3 separate regions of the Mus musculus genome follow, and all the other regions are linked to region 1. A link is a loop called in an ENCODE intact Hi-C map of the cell type or tissue named here. Cell type or tissue: heart. All regions are shown on one strand. Each heading gives the region's core, and the rest is flanking DNA. Links, peaks and the distances in the headings are about the cores only. Region 1 holds the start of Nr2c1 (nuclear receptor subfamily 2, group C, member 1). Region 2 holds the start of Ndufa12 (NADH:ubiquinone oxidoreductase subunit A12). Region 3 holds the start of Metap2 (methionine aminopeptidase 2).

Region 1 (6,051 bases), core at 2,392-4,891:
AACCAAAGTGGTAAGAAAAAAACTAAGTGAAATCATCTTTGCGATATAGATTTATTTCTAATAATCATGATGATGGGGGAATAAATAAATAAATAATAAAGGCCCCTTGGCTTGATTTTTAACGAGGCTTTGGTTACAGAGAACCTGAAAGCAGCTGAATTGGCACCATAATAAAAAGTATGCAACACACAAAAAGAATATTTCTTAAATATTCTTACGACTGTCCAACATAAGGGGCGACAAAGCCTGGACAGTCGGTACCGGCAGGGAAAAGCATTTATTTGTTTGTATTCTACAAAGATTCCCATTTAATTGCAAAACCTGTGCGCGTGTGTGCATACAGGGGGTATGTGTGTTACCATTAAAATGTTAGCAGTGGCTCATGGGAGAGGGGAGTTAATAACCCCCGCTAAAAGAACCAGGCTGGTGATGGAATTCTTCAGGTTTCTTTATTAAAGGGCGCTCCCTCCGACAGAATCTCCAGAACTAATGCGACCAGTCCCATCACTTTCTCAGCAGGTTTAAGGGAAGTAATTCATGGAGATGCCACAACTAGTATTCCTATTGCAGTACCGTTGTTGCTTTGAGATATGTGTATAGGAAGGAAGGAAGCATATCTGAAAAACTGCTTTGTTGCCCAGTGGGGAGGGAACACAAGCTGGGAAGATATTAACCTTAACATCAGTGGATTTTGTTTTGTTTTTTTTTAACAAATGGAGACTCACAGCTAAAAGGTCTCCTTAAGATTCTGCATAGATGTTGATGCAGAAATTGTACGAGAGGATGTTGGCCTGTGACAGAATTCAAAGTTTGCAGAAACAAATGTCCTTTCACTCAGTGATCCATCAGGAGGCACCCGTGGCCAGAAAGTCTCAAGGCAGTTGTGTTTGGCAGGACTGTTCATCAAAAAGCCATTCTCTTCGCTCTGTTTCCCTACCCCGGCAAACAGACTCAGCTTACAGAGCCCCTCAGCATGCAGAGGTGGCTCGCAGGACACTCAAGTTGGAAGGTTGCGAAAGATCTTGGTGGAACAGAAACCCGATTTGGTTAGTTTTGATTTTGGGTTTTTTGTTTTTTTTTTTTAAATAATGATTTATGGCACTCAAAACTGTTACTTGTCAGATAGTTTTTGAAATATTCAATGATGTAAACATGTTGCTTCGAGGAAGTGACTGGAATATATTTATGTTAAAAGATAAAATTGAAAGTCTTATTAAAATAGCTAACATGGAAAAGCAGGGCAAAAACTGGTTCTTTGGAGATGTTTACAGTAGAGATGACTTTATAATTGAAAATGACCTCCTTAGGCAGGAAAGATGGTTCAAGGGTTAAGAACCTAAATTCCATTCCTCCACCCATATGTTGGCTCTCTACCCCCTGTATCTCTAGTTCCAGAGGATCTGAAACCCTCCTCTGGCCCCGGAGAGCACAGTACCCTTGTGGTACACAGATATACACACAGGCAAAACACCCATACCCAGAAATCATTAAACCTGGTGGAGATTACCCTCCCCAGAAAGTCACAAGTTCATATTCTTTTATACCTCAATGCTATATGTTAAATATCAAGGTTTACCAAGCATACAGTCAGTCCAAGGAATTCCCCACTTAGGAATCCCAGGGGTAAACTATTAGCAGTTTATCACACAAAACACAAACGGTGCTTCTGTAGCATATACCATTTCCTACCACACTTGTGCCTGACCTCTGAGACCCAGCTCAAATTCCATTCTACCCACTATTTCTGGATGATCCGCTGTATACAGTGTACAGGAAGAGTTAACTGGGATTTAAGGACAGACGTCTATGGTTTCGATTAACTCTTAAAACTTTCAAACAGAGGTCCATTTTTCTGGAGATGGTTTTGAAAGGGTACGTGTGTGTGTGTGTGTGTGCGCGTGCCTGTGCACAGAGGATCTTATAGTGCTACTTTTTGTATGAGGTTGGTCTTTGCTATCACCGGGATAGGAATTACACACTTCACCACACCCTCAGAAGATATTTAGGCTTTGCTGCCTTGTATGGTCCCCTTGAAAACCTTTCACCTTGAAAGCGTTACACAGAATGATGAAATCATGAAATTGGTTAAATTTATTGTCACCATATGTTTAGTTTGTAATGGATACAAGCATCAAGTATCTTCTTTAATGACAATAGAAGCAACATTAAAACGACCTTTGAAACCAGAGTTAGGAGGCTATAAAGGGTGTCCTACAGGCTAGAACTGTACAGAAGGTCTAACTTGGAAACGGGAATTGTGGTTACTGCCACCCTTAGACTAATAGGTCTTTGGAATGATTGCAATTGGAAAACTTACACTGTATCCAAAGGTTCAAGATGCACACCAAAAGGTTACTGGCCATGTTGATACAAAGGACGTAAGACCTTTCCTTTATCTTCTATACATCTTCTGGGGTTTGGATACATGATTTCCAAGCCAGTCTCCACAAGAACTCCAGGTGACCTTTCCTGCTTTGCTTTAGCCTCCTGAGTACTGGGATTACAGGCATGTGTCACCAGCCTGGCTCCTTCCTGCAGGTCATCCAGGCTTTCTGTTCTTTCTCAATGTTAAATGGTCCACAATAAACTCCCACTTTTTCTTCCCTTCCTGGAATCTTCTCTAATGTACTTGCATTTCTGTCCCACCAAACTACAACTCCCAAGACACCCTCCCCAAACGATTTCCTTTTTCATGTTTGCTGTTTGATTAGAACAGATCAATAATCTCTTTCCAAATTTACCAAAGTAGACACGTAAAGTTTAGAGACAATTACTCAACCCGGTAAACAAGCAGACACTGTTTTAAAAACAAAGAACAACCCCTTCCTTGAAGTCTAAGACACACTAACAACTTCCAAGCGGTGGAAAAAAAAGCCCTAAACGGATTTAACTTCAAGTCTCTTTTGCTTGTCCTTTCCAGCTTTGGCTGACCTGCTTAACTCAGGGGTAGGGGACAGCCTGGCAATATCTGCACATCATGAGATGTTGTCTGCAGAAACTCAGGCAGTGCTCCTAACAAAAGAGCTACTGGAAGCTTTGATGTGCCCAGTGCATGAGATAGCCCTAGGCCACCTTCCCTCAGAGAAACAGCCACAGCGGATGCTGGTCCTCTCATGCAAGCAGAATCCTGAGCCGGAGGAGGTGTCATCCCGTAGCCCCGGGGTACATGGTCCCTCCGGTCCTGCGCCCCGCAGCTCCCTGCCCTGCACCCACCACGCGCGCAGCCCCGGGGCGGGGGAAGCGGCGCCGAGACGGAAGCGTTCCCTTTAGGTGAAAGGTCACCGGCCCGGCCCGGCCTCCCAAGGCTTTGGGCAATCCGCTAATGTCCGGCTCTCCGGTAACCGGGAGCTGGGACACTCAGGGACACGGGCGCTCGGGCCACGACGCTCGGCGGTTGGGCCGCCCCGCACCCGACTTACCCCTCCCGCCGCGGCGGCCGCTGGGCTGGAGAGAGCAGAGGCGAGGGGACCCGAGGCCAAGGGGACAGGGGAGCTTTCTGAGTTTGTGTTTTGGGGGTGGGGGTCAGAGTTCGTGACCCCACCCTCGGCTTGGCGGTGCGTGGTGCTCTTGGCGCCTGCGCATTAGCGCGGTGGAGAAGCGGCCGGCGGTGGTGACGTTCCCTGGGCGAAGCCGAGGGCCCCGGAGTCCAGCGGCGGTTCTGGAAGTCGATTGCCCCCTGTAGGTGTGGAGGGAGAGCGCCGCCGCAGCTGCGTGTCCACCCGATGCCCTGTGAGGATGATAGATAGCATCAAGTTCTTCCAATACCTGCAACTCTGGTGTCTGGCCTCCGCGGGCACGCGCACCCAAGTGCACATACCCAAACACACGTAATTGGAAATCAAGGACGACCGAGGGCTGGAGAGATGGCTCAATGGTTAAGAGGACTTGTGGTTCCTCCAGAGAACTTGGCTTGATTCCTAACACCCACCTGGTCTGTGGTCATCTTCTGTAACTTCAGTTCCATTGGATTTGGTGCCCTCTTCTGTGCACAAACATATGTGCAGGCCGAACACCCTACACACTAAGAGTAAAACTCTTGAAAGGAAGGGAGGAAGGCAGGAAGGAAGAAAGAAAGAAGGAAGGAAAGAAAAAGACAAGTCTTTTGAGACCTGGCCTGTCAGAACCCAGACTAGTCTTTTAACTAGTGATTCTCCTGCCTCCCTCTCCAGTGCTGTAGCGGTTTGTTTTGTTTTTAAATTTCATTAATACGGGCGTTTTACCTGCATCTATGCATCTAGGTGTACCTAGTCTAGGTGGAGGCCATCAGATCCTCTAGATGTGAACTTACAGATCGTTTTGAGTAGCCATGCAGGTACTCGGAATTGAACCTGGGCCCTCTACAAGAGCAGCCAATGCTCTTTAACAGCTGAGCCATCTCTCTTGCCCCTTAAAGGAAGTTTTGGTTTGAGAAATAATAAACAACCGAATGGGTCTGGGTTAGGTGTCTTTAATGTCTGGAAAACTGGACTTTGTTGTGGGCACTCTCTTAGATTAGTTCACCAGTGCTAAGGAGTCTGTGTAGGATAACAGGGCCCAGGAAAGAACACCCTGACCCTGACTTGACCCAAGCCCAAGACCTTGTCCCAGAGTCTGATCACAGAATCCCACCAACCCTCAAAGCTTTGGCCAAGATCAAGCCACATAATCCTCCCATCGCAGGCCACCCTGGAAAACCCCACACTCCAAGAAACCCTATATAAAGTCCATTTTTCTGCCCAGTTCCCTGAAGTTTCTTGAAGAGGCAGCCATTTTCCTGTTTTTTTTTTTTTTCCTTCCAGCAAATCTCGTGGGAGGTTTCTTGTGTGGTGTGGATGTGACTCTGTGGTATTCCTTGGCTCATGGTGGCCAGGCTACCTTTTCCAGAAGAGCTGTAACATCACGATTTGGGGAAACTTCCCCCTGCCTGAGCAGAGTGATAACACTGTCTGCCTAGAGCCCAATCCCATAGAACTTCCCAGCAATATGAGAACAGGCTGAGGCAAAGTCGTGTCAAATTTTACTTGACTGTCTTTATCAAAAGCAAGAACACAATCACTGCTGTGTACCTTATGTTCCTAAGGGCTGGGTTTTTTTTGTCCATTTTGCTAGACGATGTGTCCCCAGATAGTTAACAGTTCCTGCTGGTCAATAAAGATCTGCAAAACGAAAGGTCACCTGTGGCAGGAAACTCTGGTCTGTACATCAGGTACTATGTGGTGATCTAGAAACTTCCTTTGCATCAAGATAAACACTGTAGAAAAGCAGCCAGATTCAGGGCAGAAACCTAAGGTATTTTTTTGGGGGGGGGGATATCAAAACTCTTTTTGTGCTAGGTCGAATAATTAATTGTCCCTTATGGCCCCACAGCCTCGGGCCTATAATCTTAGCACTTGAGAAGAAAGGCTGGAGGAACCGGAGCTCAGTCAGTTTGAAGCTAGCCTGGACTGCACCTCTAAGAAAATATTACTATTTCTCTTTGGAATTAAGTATTTAGACATAGAAAAAGGACTTGCAACCTTCCCTACCATTGGGAACTGTTTCATGCTTAGTTCTCTGAAAGTCTACCTCTACCTTTTAGCATTGCTTGGTTTGCCCATAATGCAGCCTTTCCAATAACCTCAAGCTCGTCTCAAAGGTGAACATGATGAAAGTACGCCGGATTCGAGGGAGAAGGGTACTCCAGATGTTTTCTTTCTTCTCAGTTCTCAGTGCACATGCCCAAAGGGATGCTGTGGTTACCATGGTTACCACTCACCTCCAGTTCATGGACTTAAGTCACAAGAAGTTACTTTATTAAAACTGGGACGCAGTGGCTCACGCTTGCAGTGCTGGTACTTGGGAGGCCACGGCAGGAAGGTTGTTATGGATATTTGGTGAGCCTGGACAACAGGGCAAGACCCTGTCTCACAAGGAACTATGTGAATAAACCAGTCTGGAAACAGAAGCCACTTTTAGAGGATTGCTCTAGGTGACATGTTTCTTTTGGTCACAGTCTAGAAAAAGGGGGCCAGTGAGGTTCATCTAAAGGGTATGGCTTAGAAGACCTTGTCAAAGTGGGGCTGGGTGGCACAT
Region 2 (6,051 bases), core at 1,585-4,084, 51 kb before region 1:
GGACAGCAGGCAGGCATGTGGCACATGGACATACACACAGGCAAAACCCATAAAATAAAGTAATTAATATTATATAAATAAAATAAATAGATAATTTTTATGTTGAAAGTTCATGTTCACACTTGGCAACTCCACTTCTAGGAATTTGTTTTTAGACTATGTATTTATTTTTTAAAAATTCTTTTTAAAAATTGTATGTGTTTTGCCTGAGTACGTATGTACGTATGTGCACCCCATGTGTGCCTGGTACCCGTGGAGGCCAGAAGAAGGCATCAGATTCCCCTGGAACTGGAGTTCCAGAGAGCTGTGAGCTGCCAGGTGGGTGCTATGAACTGAACCCAAGGCTCTGCAAGAGCAGCCAGAGCTCTTAATCACAGAGTTGTCTCTCTGGCCCTCATTCAAGCCTTTAAAACATGCATAAGTCGCAGTATTAAAATACAAGTAAAATTACAGGGGCCAGTGAGATGGCCGCAGGTAAAGGGGCTTGTGGCTAAGTGTGAGGGCCTGAGTTCAATCCCTGCATCCTATACTATGGAAGGAGAGAACTGACTCCCACATGTTGTTCTCTGACACACGTGCACCCCGGCACTCAAACAGCCACGCATGAAAACACATTTAAGTACATGTGATTAAAACCTTCTAGAAAGAAAATAATAATAAAGTCACAACAGAAGGCGCTTCCTACGTTCTCTCCTTTTCTTTTTATCCCTGAACCTAGGGCCGACAAGGACAGTTCCCGGTCACCGAACCACTTGATATTCTCACCTCAGCTTTCACTCTTTATTTTATATGACAAATTTTAATATTTTCAATACTACCTATCATTCTAACAATTAGCAAAAATAAAGGTACTTATATTTTAGTGTGAGACGAGAAGAAAGAAGAGGGAGAAGGAAAGTTACTTTAATTCCTAACAACAAAATACTGAGTAGAAAGAATATCTCCCTGGGGCTCTGTTGCCATTTCTGTCATATGATCAAGTCTCTTTGGCGAAGACATTTCCTCAAGGTTTGGCTGCGTCATCTATGAAAACCTGTTTTTGGGGTTTTGTTTGATAGGGTTTCTATGCAGTCCAGGCTATCCTGGCTAGCCTCAGACCTTTGGCAATTCTCTTGCCCCTGCCTTCAGAGTACTTGGACCACAGGAGCCACGATGCTCCAGCTCAGATTACTTAAAATCTGACCAAAGCTTAAAGTTCTGTGGTTTGTGTTTAAAATGTTATGGTTGGCCGGGCGGTGGTGGTGCACGCCTTTAGTCCCAGCACTTGGGAGGCAGAGGCAGGCGGATTTCTGAGTTCGAGGCCAGCCTGGTCTACAGAGTGAGTTCCAGGACAGCCAGGGCTACACAGAGAAACCCTGTCTCAAAAAAAAAAAAAAAAAAAAAAAAAAAAAAAAAAAAAAAAAGAAAATGTTACAGAATAAGATGCAAACGTCTGGGGCACCAACTTGCAGCCACATAAGTCTGGCTTACACACCTCTACAGAATAGTATGAGGTGATAGATGGCTTGGCTTCTTCACCTGAAAGATGAGGTCTGGGGTCGTTGAAGGGTGTACTTCAGGTCACTATGTATGGTGGCAGGTGCCCAAACTGGCTGAGCCATCCCCTCTGCCCACGTTTTAAATTTCCTATTGAGTTTTCCGTTCCAAGTCACTTAGTATCTGTTCATGCATGATGTCAAAACTAGACTCTGAATCCTAACCCCATCCATTTATACACACACACACACACACACACACACACACACACACACACACACACACACAAAATCTATAAATACTGGGCTGGAGAGATGGCTCAGCGGTTAAGAGCACCGACTGCTCTTCCAGAGGTCCTGAGTTCAAACCCCAGCAACCACATGGTGGCTCACAACCATTTGTAACAAGATCTGACACCCTCTTCAGGGGTGTCTGAAGACAGCTACAGTGTACTTACATATAATAATAAAATAAATCTTAAAAAAATAAAAGAAAAAGAAAATACTGCACTCACCAAAAAATTGCTTGTTGTCTTCGTAGTATTTATTTCCATATTTGTCTTCTCCCACCAGTGTACCAATCCTTATATCATTTGCCCTTTAAGAAGTACACAGAGGAAAAAAAAGGCATCTCAGAATGATTCACACTGTTCAAGACAAACCCAGAAACAGACCGTACCACCGACTGTTTCTGCATCGACACAAGAACGAGATGCTACGGGGGATGCTCGCTGCTTGTACACCTCTAGCCTTCAGCCGAAGGCTCTTGCCACTCAACGCTCACGAATTAACTTTCTGGCAAAGAGCTCTGGAGTCTCCTGTGTTGTCCCAGCAGCATGCAGACAGGTGTGTGTGTGTGGGGGGGGTAATCAACCAAACAACTGATGTGCTTAGATTGCATATAAAACACTACTTTCCAGCTACGGTCCACGTATGTAGATACGTGCACCCTGAGACACTAAGTTAGCAAAACCTTCAGGCAGTCAAAGTACTTCATCATCTTCGTATTACGAGTGTCCCCTGGATTATTCACTGGTCCTCCGGATTTGCTGCGATTTATGGGGCTAATCGGGACTAGCATGATCGCCACCTTCAACTTCTTACTGTACACAGTGCAGAGGAAAACTTGCCCAAGGTCACCGTGAGGGGTAGAGGGGTTGCTATGCTAAGCCTCATTACACCCCAGGACTCGAGCCCGGAGCATCCCGGCTACCCTAGCACCTGCGTCACAGCTCCGCCACTAGGGGCTGAGTAGGGCCCAGAGACGTCTCAGTCCAAGGAACTCAACTCTTGGGACTGAACTTGTCCTTGACCGGATCCCTGGACCTCCAAAGTGATCTAATCTGAGCTCCTTTCCAGGAAAGCAGCCAGCGGAGGTGCGTCCCCAGAGACCCAGGGTCTAGCCCTGGCCTCCTACCTGAAGAAAACCCGTAGGAGGCCCCGCAGGCCGCCGTGGCCGGTGACCTGCTGCACGCCGCGCTTCAGGACCTCCACCAGCTCCATTCTCATCTGCATGGTCCGCCCCTTCCGTGTTCGGGTAAAACCCGCCGGGCGGAAGACGAGATACTCAAGGCGCCACCGTTTGGAGGTTCCTGCTCGTCAACCGGCCGCGGAGGTCGTTCTACGCAGGCGCAGAGCTGGAGGTCGCGCAGGGAGGATTATCTGGGGTTTTACAGTACAGGTTGGTGTCTTCCTAAAGGTGAAATTAATGTTTTCGGAGGCTGTACCCAGAAAGCGACCCTGCGGGGAGAAGTACGCCAAGCAAAGCTTTCCCAGATGGGAGTTTCTCCTGTCGAAATAAGTTTCTTCCTCCAGACAACGATGACGCACATTCCAAAAATTCCTTATAGCACTAGAAGCTAAGAAATGCATTACTGACCCCACAGCGGTATTGTACATTTAATACAGAGTGCGTATGATTTTGAATTCATTAAGCGTCGGTATGCTGGTAGATGAGTGATGAAGAATTGCAAAGAATAAGATTAAGTAAAATACCTGAAGGATTTGTTATTTTATTGTTGCAAGGTGTAAGCACAGACACTAGGTAGACTTCATCACAGAGTTAGTGCTTTACAAAATAATAAAATAAATAAACAATACTGGCAAACCCCTAGCCATAAAAAAGAAAAAGAAAAGAAAAGAAAGAAGAAACTAGGATTAATAAAATTAAAGATTAAAAATAGTTAAGTGTCAAGTCGACAAGGCTGGCCAGATTGCGAACCTCGGGAATACACCTGCCTCCACATCCCTGGAACTGAGTCTACAAAGGTGCCACCATACCCGAATTTTCTACATGGGCTCTGAGCTGTAACTTCTTTTCTCACGCTTGCAAGGTAGGCTAAGATCAAACCCAGGTCCTTGGCAAGAGCAGCTAATATTCTTAATTTCATTTTAAAAATATTTTGCGTTATTTGCATATTGTTTCCAAGCCCTGTGTGTCTTTACATATTCCTCACAATATGTATGTTTTTTGATGACTAGAATGCAGGGGAGTCACAGGAGACTTCTGATAGCAGGATAGAAGGCAAATTGGCCTCCAGCTCTTTCCCTTAGAACACAGCCAGTAGGCAGTAAGGAGCAGAACAGAGAGACTCTGGCCATGCCCAGATTCTGTCCCACTGCAAGTCCCAGCTAACAGCCACTAATACTCAGTGACTACAGAGATTTAAACCCATGATTTCTGCCAGACCCCTGTTCTGACTGAATGGAGATAGGTTGTCCCTGACCACCTCTGTCTGTATTATACATTCATGTGAAAATGCACACTTCTAACTGGTAGGTTTGGGGTGGCTAACCGCAAAACCTTGATGCTTGACATACTGCCAATAGTTTTGAAGCCCCTTCTATATCCTTCCCCGTTTGCACCTTCCTCCTCCCTTCCCAACTATTACCTAGACTTGATGCTCTTGCTTCTTGACTACATTTTATATGTATATGTACATGTAAATGTACTGTTACACAGATGTAACAGTAAACTAGTTAAATCATATTCTCTATGCTTTATGTACTTATTCAAATCGATGCAGGTTTTCTTTGTTTATATAATCTTAAACTCCATGTGTGTGTGGGGAGCACAAAGGAAAGAGACTGAACTCAGATAGCTGCATTTCCACAGAAAGTGCTCTGACCCTCTAAGCCATCTTGCCATTATTTTTGTTCTTAAAATGCTTATATGATTTTTCTCCCTTCTACTGCTGGAGACTGAACCTAGGGCCTTGTAAATGCTAACCTAAGCACAAGCTCTCCCACTGGGATGCCCTATGACGCAGAGGGCATCCAATCACCAAATAAATAGGTCATTGAAATAAAATACATTGACAGGATACAGAAATTTGTAATGCAAGTCACATTTTAATACAGTTTTAAAAAGACTTCCCAATGTAACTACAAATTTCATCAGGAAAAATATCTCAAAGAAATAACCATTAGGACACTTTTTTTTTTTTGGTGAATCCTTGGCTTATTATCTTGAGATGATAAAGGTATCAAAGGAGCCAACATTTTGACACTGTGATATGACATCGTCATCTACAGATGTGCTGGGATGCAGGTTACACATGCCCTACTGAGACTTTCTGCGTGAGCATTTTATGCTCTATGCACTATTCCCTGGCAGCTTCTTATAAATAGAACTGTTGACAGGATGAAACAGGAAATAAAGCCCTCCTAGTAAGTTGGTAACATTTGCAAGACTACACTTTTAAACTTTTTGTTACTACTGTTAGTAGTAAAATCCACCACCCCCCATAGAAAAATTCAGCAAAACTTTTTATTAATAATAAAGAATGTAATCTAACTGCAATAAAATCTCTGTGTTTGAAAAATAAATACCAGCGTGTGGTGCATGTCTATAATCCCAGCAACGGGGAGTGGGAGGCAGGAAGATAACGGCAAACTTGAGTTCAGCTTGGGCTGGGTAGCAAGATCCTGTCTCAAGAAAACAAAACAGAGATGTGGAAAAGAAGGACGGAGAGAGGGAGAGGGAGAAAGAAGAAAGGGAAGAGGAGAGATGGGGGGAGAAGATCAACAAATAGATGAACAGATTTACTAAAGGAATCCATTATAAAATCAGTACAAAGAGCGACTGATGCCTGTCATATTGGTGTGGAAGACTGAGGAGTCTAAAATGCTTTGGTTGTAGCAAATAATGAAACTTGAGGTTGTTAGAGCAGCCTTCCTCGGCTCTGCAGGGAAAAGAATCAGTGCAGAGTCTTTTGCCTTTATGAATTATCAATTGCTTGAATTATTTAACTCACCTTGGAACCATATTGGCTTTGATAATTGCATTACTTAGCAAACTGGGTGAGTTTTTTTAAAAAGGACCCAATAAAAACGGCTAAAGGCCAGGGCAGGGTGAAAAAGCTGAACCCCCGTCTGAGAAGAGGATAGATGCTTTCTGTGGAATGAAAAAAGCAACTACTTTAGTATCCATTCTAAAATACTAATACATCCTGGGGGCAGTCTGTACTATGTTTAAAACACAGTAAACCCCCAAATTTAAAACAGGATCCCCATCTTATTCTCAAGACTAATTTTCTACCGCAATGAATAAAAGTGCTTATAACTAATAATCTAC
Region 3 (6,051 bases), core at 1,392-3,891, 260 kb after region 1:
ATTAATCATTTAATCAAGACAATGTGCCTGTAGACTTCCCTACAGGCCAATCTGATGGATGCATGCTCTCAGTTGAAGTTTCCTCTTCCTGGATGTCTCTAGCTCGTGTCTAGTTTGTAGTCTCTAGACAGAGACCATGAGGAAGGTGAAGAATTCCACTACTAAGTGTATGCTTTTACAAGAACAACTTTGTTACAAGATAAGAAGAAAGTCTATTAAGACAAAATCTGAGGGGACTATCCTGAGTTAGAAGAATTTTACTACTCTTGCAGTTGCAAAGAGAAGCTAATAACACATTGTAAAATAAAAGCTAATTTGAGATGTCATGAGATACAGTAAAGATAAAGAAAATAGTTGTTGGTGGTGGTACTTGCCTTTAATCCCAACACTTGGGAGGCAGAGGCAGGCAGATATTTGAGTTTGAGGCTATTAGTCTACAGAGAGAGTTCTAGGACAGCCAGGGCTGTCTTGAAACACTCCCACTGTCTCTCCCCTCCCCCGCCAAAAAAATATAGGAAAAATATTATAGAGGGCAAGGAAAATATGTTTAATTTCAAGAAAAGTCCTTTCCAGAACCCTAAGGAGAGGATTACAATTCCCTAGTGGAATGGGTTTGGGATTCTTCATCCTCAAAGCAGATCCTTAGTGCACTCCAATTTCTTTTTAATATCTTTTGTTAGTATCTCCTAACAAAGTTGTCCTATTAAAGCATCAGTGGCTTCCTAAGACCAGAAACCAACAGCGTCTTTTGAGACTGTGCCGTCTACCCTTTCTGTAGTAGGTTTTTTTTAAAGATTAATCTATTTATTATATGTAAGTTTAGTGTAGCTGTTTTCAGACACACCAGAAGAGGGCATCAGATCTCATTATGGATGGTTGTAAGCTATGTGTTTGCTGGGATTTGAACTCAGGACCTTCAGAAGAGCAGTCAGTGCTCCTTGACAGAATCTCCAATACCCACCCCCAAATCAAACCCCCAAACTTGCAAACACCAGTGTCCTCTTGGTTTTCTTTGTACTTTGGTCACTGAACTTTCAAGCCTTCTGCCACACTTGGGCCCAATGCTGCTAGCATCCCTATCTCTAGTAAACATTCCTCAGGATGACTGGGTATCTTTGTCTGCATGCCCTGCAGGGATCTCAACCTTTGGATGTAGGCAGTTTATCTTTGACTCCACCTCATCCACAGCCTCCTGGGCCAGAAACCTGGGTGCCATTCTTACCTTCTCCCCCGCCTCCAAGATCAAGGTCAGTTATATTCTCTTAATTATACTTCAGAAATATTTCTGTCTTCAAGCCTCTTGTCCCTGGTCCCCAGTTATAGCCTTTGCCTACACTTTCATCGGTATTGATACCAGCAGTAGCTTACTACTTCTCTATGACCTCTAGCTTCTGCCATCTTCGTTCTACCTTTAGAACAGAGACCATCAGACCTAAAGATCCCTTTTTTCAGTAAAGGTGTGCACCACCACTAGGCTTTGCTTCTGTTTTTATAGTGCTGGGGATTAATGTAGGGTCTTTAGCATTAGAACAAGTGCTCAACCGCTGAGCTACACACTCCCAGGCCCCATTTTATGTAGCTGTGGTCAGGCCTGTATAAAGTGAAACCGCTAACAAAGAGAACCTTCGAAGCTATTCTGACATCAATGAAATTTGGTACCTAGTTTAAAACTAATGAAAACACCAGAACTCTCTAGCTGGGCAAAGATCCTTACTGATGATAACTCCTTGGTTTATCCAGATAGCTACTCACCATCTACTTTGGCAATGGTCTAAAAAGAAAAGAAAATTGCAATCTGAATAAGGGACTCTGATGAAGCACTAGGGGAAAAGACATGGGCAGAATTCAAGCATACTTTGTTGAAGCATCTAAAAGTGAAGAACTGACTGAAAACTAAGAAGAGTGTGTGTTTTGGCATTATTGAGGAAGGCCTGTTCCCATTGGTCAGAACCTGCACTTGTCTCAAAATAAGAGACGCGTGAGAACGTAGTGTCCTTTTATTTTGAGACGGGGTCTCTAAATAATCCTGGAAACTCACTCTGCAGACCATATTGGCCTCGCATTTACAGAGATTCTCCCGCTTCTCTGCGGAGTGCTGGGATTAAACGGATTAACCGCCTCCAAGCGATGATCCTATCTTGAACCATCGGAGGTTTGGAGTGCAGCATACGAAACGCGGAATTCCGGCTTCCAAAATTATCCCACGCTTCTCGACAGCTTCCCCGCGAGCTGTGACAGTGAGTTTAACGCGGTCTTTGAGTCATCAAGAATGTGTGTGATAAATACATTATTTTAACCCTCTCTCATCACTGCCTGTAGGATTTTTTTTTTTAAATAGGGAACACTAAATTCCTCGTGTTAGTGGCATCTCCTGCGCACTCTGGAGCGAAGCCCCCCTGCTTTTTCCCAGGCTGGGAAGATGCGCACAGGGGGTGCAGAAGCTTAGGGTCAGAGTAAGCGCTGAGCCAGGAGAGGGGGCGGGCACTTAGACCGCGTGCTGCAGAGTCCTCCGCCGTCCCAGCATTCCCTGCGTCCGGACCATCGAGCGCGGCTTCCGGCGTCGCTGGTGGAGGTGGGTGAAGAAGGAGCGGGCCCTCGCCGCTCGTTCTCGCTCCCTCTCTCTCTCTCTCTCTCCCTCTCTCTTTCTCGGGCAACATGGCGGGCGTGGAGCAGGCAGCGTCCTTCGGGGGCCACCTGAATGGCGACCTGGATCCAGACGACAGGGAAGAGGGAACCTCCAGCACGGCCGAGGAAGCCGCCAAGAAGAAAAGACGGAAGAAGAAGAAGGGCAAAGGGGCTGTGTCAGGTAAAGGAGTCGTGCTTTCGCCGTCCCTGCCCGGCATGGCCGAATGACTTGGCTCAGGCCCGCCAGGGGTGCCCGGGGGATGGGAACCGGGAGGGAGCCCTGGCCCTCGTTCAATCGTCAGGCCTGGCGGAGTGGCTGGCATGGCCAGCTTTCCGTGCCACGGCTCCTCGGTAATGGTGGGAGGGTGTAGGGGATGAGAGCGCCTCCGCTTCCCGAATGGTAGCGCTAGCGAGGGTCTCCGGGGCGCGATTTCAGCTCCCACGCAGACAGTGGCACGGACCTGAAACATGCACAGGATTCAGCTCCACCATCTTCGGCGCGGGTTTTGGACACCGCCTCGGAATCCCTTCCGACCCTAGTTGCGGCCTGGTTGCTGGACCTACCTATTTTGGTCCAGGGTTGGGGGTTGGGTATTGGAGCAGATTGCCGGGACGGTACGTCCTCCCCTTGTGTCATTCGCATGCATACTAGGGCTTCAGTTTTGGATTGCAGATTAGGGGGGGTTCGTCTCTGAGTCTCTGTCCTTACAGACAGCTCCTGTCACTGACCGTTGGGTGGTGGTGCAAAAATCTCACAGCATGCTCAACCTTTAGGGTTTGCAGGCCTGAATTTTGATGCCACTTGGCATGCGGTGCAGCCAGCGTAGTCTGCGATTATGAATGGATTTTCCCCAGCTAGTAATAACCTAGTTCCGTGGGTAAGGCGAGGACACAGCCGCATGTTTACAGTTGGACCACGTTAACCAGGAACATGTCTTATCTTGAGACGTTTTTGTTTCACAACCACCTCAGGGTTTGGTTTTTTCTTTTTTTTTTTTTTTTGTATTTAAGGGTCATCAGATAAAGGATGAGAGAAAAATGGAGTTGGAATTAAGAGAAAGTGGTGTGAACTTTTCTGCCTACTTAAGAATTTTGGTGGTTAGATGGGAGTGAAAAGCAAGAGTCGGCGTATCTTTGTAGGCCTTCCCTAGAGCAGAATTTAATCTAGGGGCATTCTGTTGTGGCTCGGTGGGCTTGCAGTACATTCTGAACTCTGCAGTTTGCCCTTGAAGGTGAGCAACAGACAATTGGTTTATAGGTTTGTTTGTTAGTTTGTTTGTTTTTGAAACAGGGCTTCCTCTGTGGTGGTTGGGATTCTCAGTAGACCATGCTAGCCTTATGAACTAAGAGATTCTCCTGTCTGTGTCTCCAGAGTACAGCATCAAAGTTGTGCAGCACTCTATCTGGCAGTTTTAGTTCTTTGGAACAGGGTTTTACTATGCGTCCTTGGCTGTGGGGCCAGGGGGTGGGGAGGGGGGGCTGGCTTCCAATTCACAGAGATCCACTGGCCTATTCTTAATATTTTTAAGTTGTTTCTCAGTGGGAATCTTCTTTAGTAGCCAGCATGTGCTGGAGTATATTTAATATATTTATCTGTGTGGGCATACTGCTCCTACAGATGGGTGGCTTAGCTGGGTGTGGTGGCGCACGCCTTTAGTCCCAGCACTCGGGAGGCAGAGGCAGGCGGATTTCTGAGTTCGAGGCCAGCCAGGTCTACAAAGTGAGTTCCAGGACAGCCAGGACTATACAGAGAAACCCTGTCTCGGAAAAACAAACAAACAAACAAACAAACAGATGGGTGGTTTAGATATTTACAATGTTGCATTTTAGTAATGGATTATCTTTCCCTATCTAGATTTGTTGTTGTCATTGTTGTTGTTGTTCAGCTGGTGTGTAATCTCTTCTTCCTATGGCCTTCAGCTTGTAGTGCCTATTTTGTATATATGTATAGTAATCACAATACATATTTTGTTGTCGCTGGGCAGTGGTGGCGCACATCTTTAATCCCAGCACTTGGGAGGCAGAGGCAGGCGAATTTCTTTTTTTCTTTTCTTTTTTTTTGAGACAGGGTTTCTCTGTGTAGCCCTGGCTGTCCTGGAACTCACTCTGTAGACCAGGCCGGCCTCGAACTCAGAAATCCACCTGCCTCTGCCTCCCGAGTGCTGGGATTAAAGGTGTGTGCCACCACGCCCGGCTGGCAGGCGAATTTCTGAGTTCAAGGCCAGCCTCAACTACAGAGTGAGTTCCAGGACAGCCAGGACTGCATAGAGAAACCCTGTTTTGAAAAACCAAAAATAAGTAAATAAATAAATAAAAATATCTGTTGTCATCTAATTTTTAAAACTTCTTTAAGGTTAAATTGCTTAGGGTAGGGATCAACTTACATTTCTGTTTATCCTGTAGGGGCTATCATATATAATGGAGAATTCTCTAGAATGACCTGAGTAGACGGGACTACTTGGGTCTGGAAGTTTCTCTCTGTGGTTTAACAAGTAATGCTACTGCTTCTGTTTAGTTTCTCATGCTGCTTATTGTGAAAAGATCCGTGAACTGTACAGGATCATTAGAAAATATCCAGGCGTGGGAATCATTTGATTGTCCTGTTTTGTTTGAACAGCAGTGCAACAAGAACTTGATAAAGAATCCGGAGCCTTGGTGGATGAAGTAGCAAAACAGCTGGAGAGCCAAGCACTGGAGGAGAAGGAGAGAGATGACGACGATGAAGGTAAGCACTGGTTCTCAGCCTTGTTACAAAAGACAGAAAAGGCAACTTTTATGGTTTTTTTTAAAGATTATTTTCTTTTAATGTGTCTGTGCAAGTGCTGGCATGTAGTGCACAGTGTTCATGCTAGCCTAACCTTCAGAGACCACAGAAGGGTGTTGGATACTTGGAACTGCAGTTACAGGCAGTTCTGAGCTGCCTGATGTGGGTGCTAAGAACCAAACCTGGGTCCTCTGTAGCAGTATCAAGTGCTCTTAAGCCGGCTCTCCAGCCCTGAAAACAAGACGTTAATTAAGGAAATGTTTTTTTTTTTAAATAGATTTATTTTATGTATGTGAGTACATTGTTGCTCTCTTCAGACACACCAGAAAAGGGCTTTGGACTTCATTACAGATGATTGTGAGCTACCATGTGGTTGCTGGGAATTGAACTCAGGACCTCTGGAAGAGCAGTCAGTGCTCTTAACCTATGAGCCATCTCTCCAGCCCTAAGGAAAATGTTTACTGTCCATCTTGTAATTGCCTACCGTTTGACTGGTTGAAATTTAATTAATGTCACAGGTAAAAAGGAACAAGTATTTATTAGCAACCCCTTGGCTGTGTTGAATACTTGCTTAAATAGCAAGATTTCAACTTTTAGATACATACTTGGCAGAAGGCCAGGTGCTGGATGAGTATGATACGAATTAGAAGCTGTTTATTTTA

The links. Peaks named below come from ENCODE experiments on the same cell type or tissue, not always from the same donor. Only the 100,000 strongest peaks of a DNase experiment are listed, where the experiment ranks them.
Region 2: a loop joins it to region 1, with 2.7 times the contacts of the local background. A loop is called at or near these places in 6 of 42 quality-filtered maps.
Region 3: it touches region 1 in a loop (2.4-fold over the local background); 2 of 42 quality-filtered maps call a loop at or near these places.

What each region holds. Positions count from the first base shown.
Region 1 is chr10:94,145,471-94,151,521 of GRCm38, reverse strand. Nr2c1 (nuclear receptor subfamily 2, group C, member 1) reads right to left here and starts at 3,591. Exons shown (of 14, transcript NM_011629.3): 1 at 3,420-3,591. In heart, for the core only: a CTCF peak has its summit at 3,687; DNase peaks (open chromatin) are centred at 3,321 and 3,621; H3K4me3 peaks cover 1,900 bases; H3K27ac peaks cover 1,825 bases.
Region 2 is chr10:94,195,972-94,202,022 of GRCm38, reverse strand. Ndufa12 (NADH:ubiquinone oxidoreductase subunit A12) reads right to left here and starts at 2,988. Exons shown (of 4, transcript NM_025551.4): 1 at 2,893-2,988; 2 at 1,991-2,073. The coding sequence starts at 2,978. Nr2c1 (nuclear receptor subfamily 2, group C, member 1) reads right to left here. Exons shown (of 14, transcript NM_011629.3): 14 at 4,809-6,051. In heart, for the core only: a CTCF peak has its summit at 2,725; a DNase peak (open chromatin) is centred at 3,032; H3K4me3 peaks cover 2,056 bases; H3K27ac peaks cover 1,422 bases.
Region 3 is chr10:93,886,293-93,892,343 of GRCm38, reverse strand. Metap2 (methionine aminopeptidase 2) reads left to right here and starts at 1,142. Exons shown (of 12, transcript NM_019648.3): 1 at 1,142-1,247; 2 at 2,070-2,806; 3 at 5,243-5,350. The coding sequence starts at 2,656. In heart, for the core only: no CTCF peak of the experiment used is centred there; a DNase peak (open chromatin) is centred at 2,533; H3K4me3 peaks cover 2,415 bases; H3K27ac peaks cover 2,414 bases.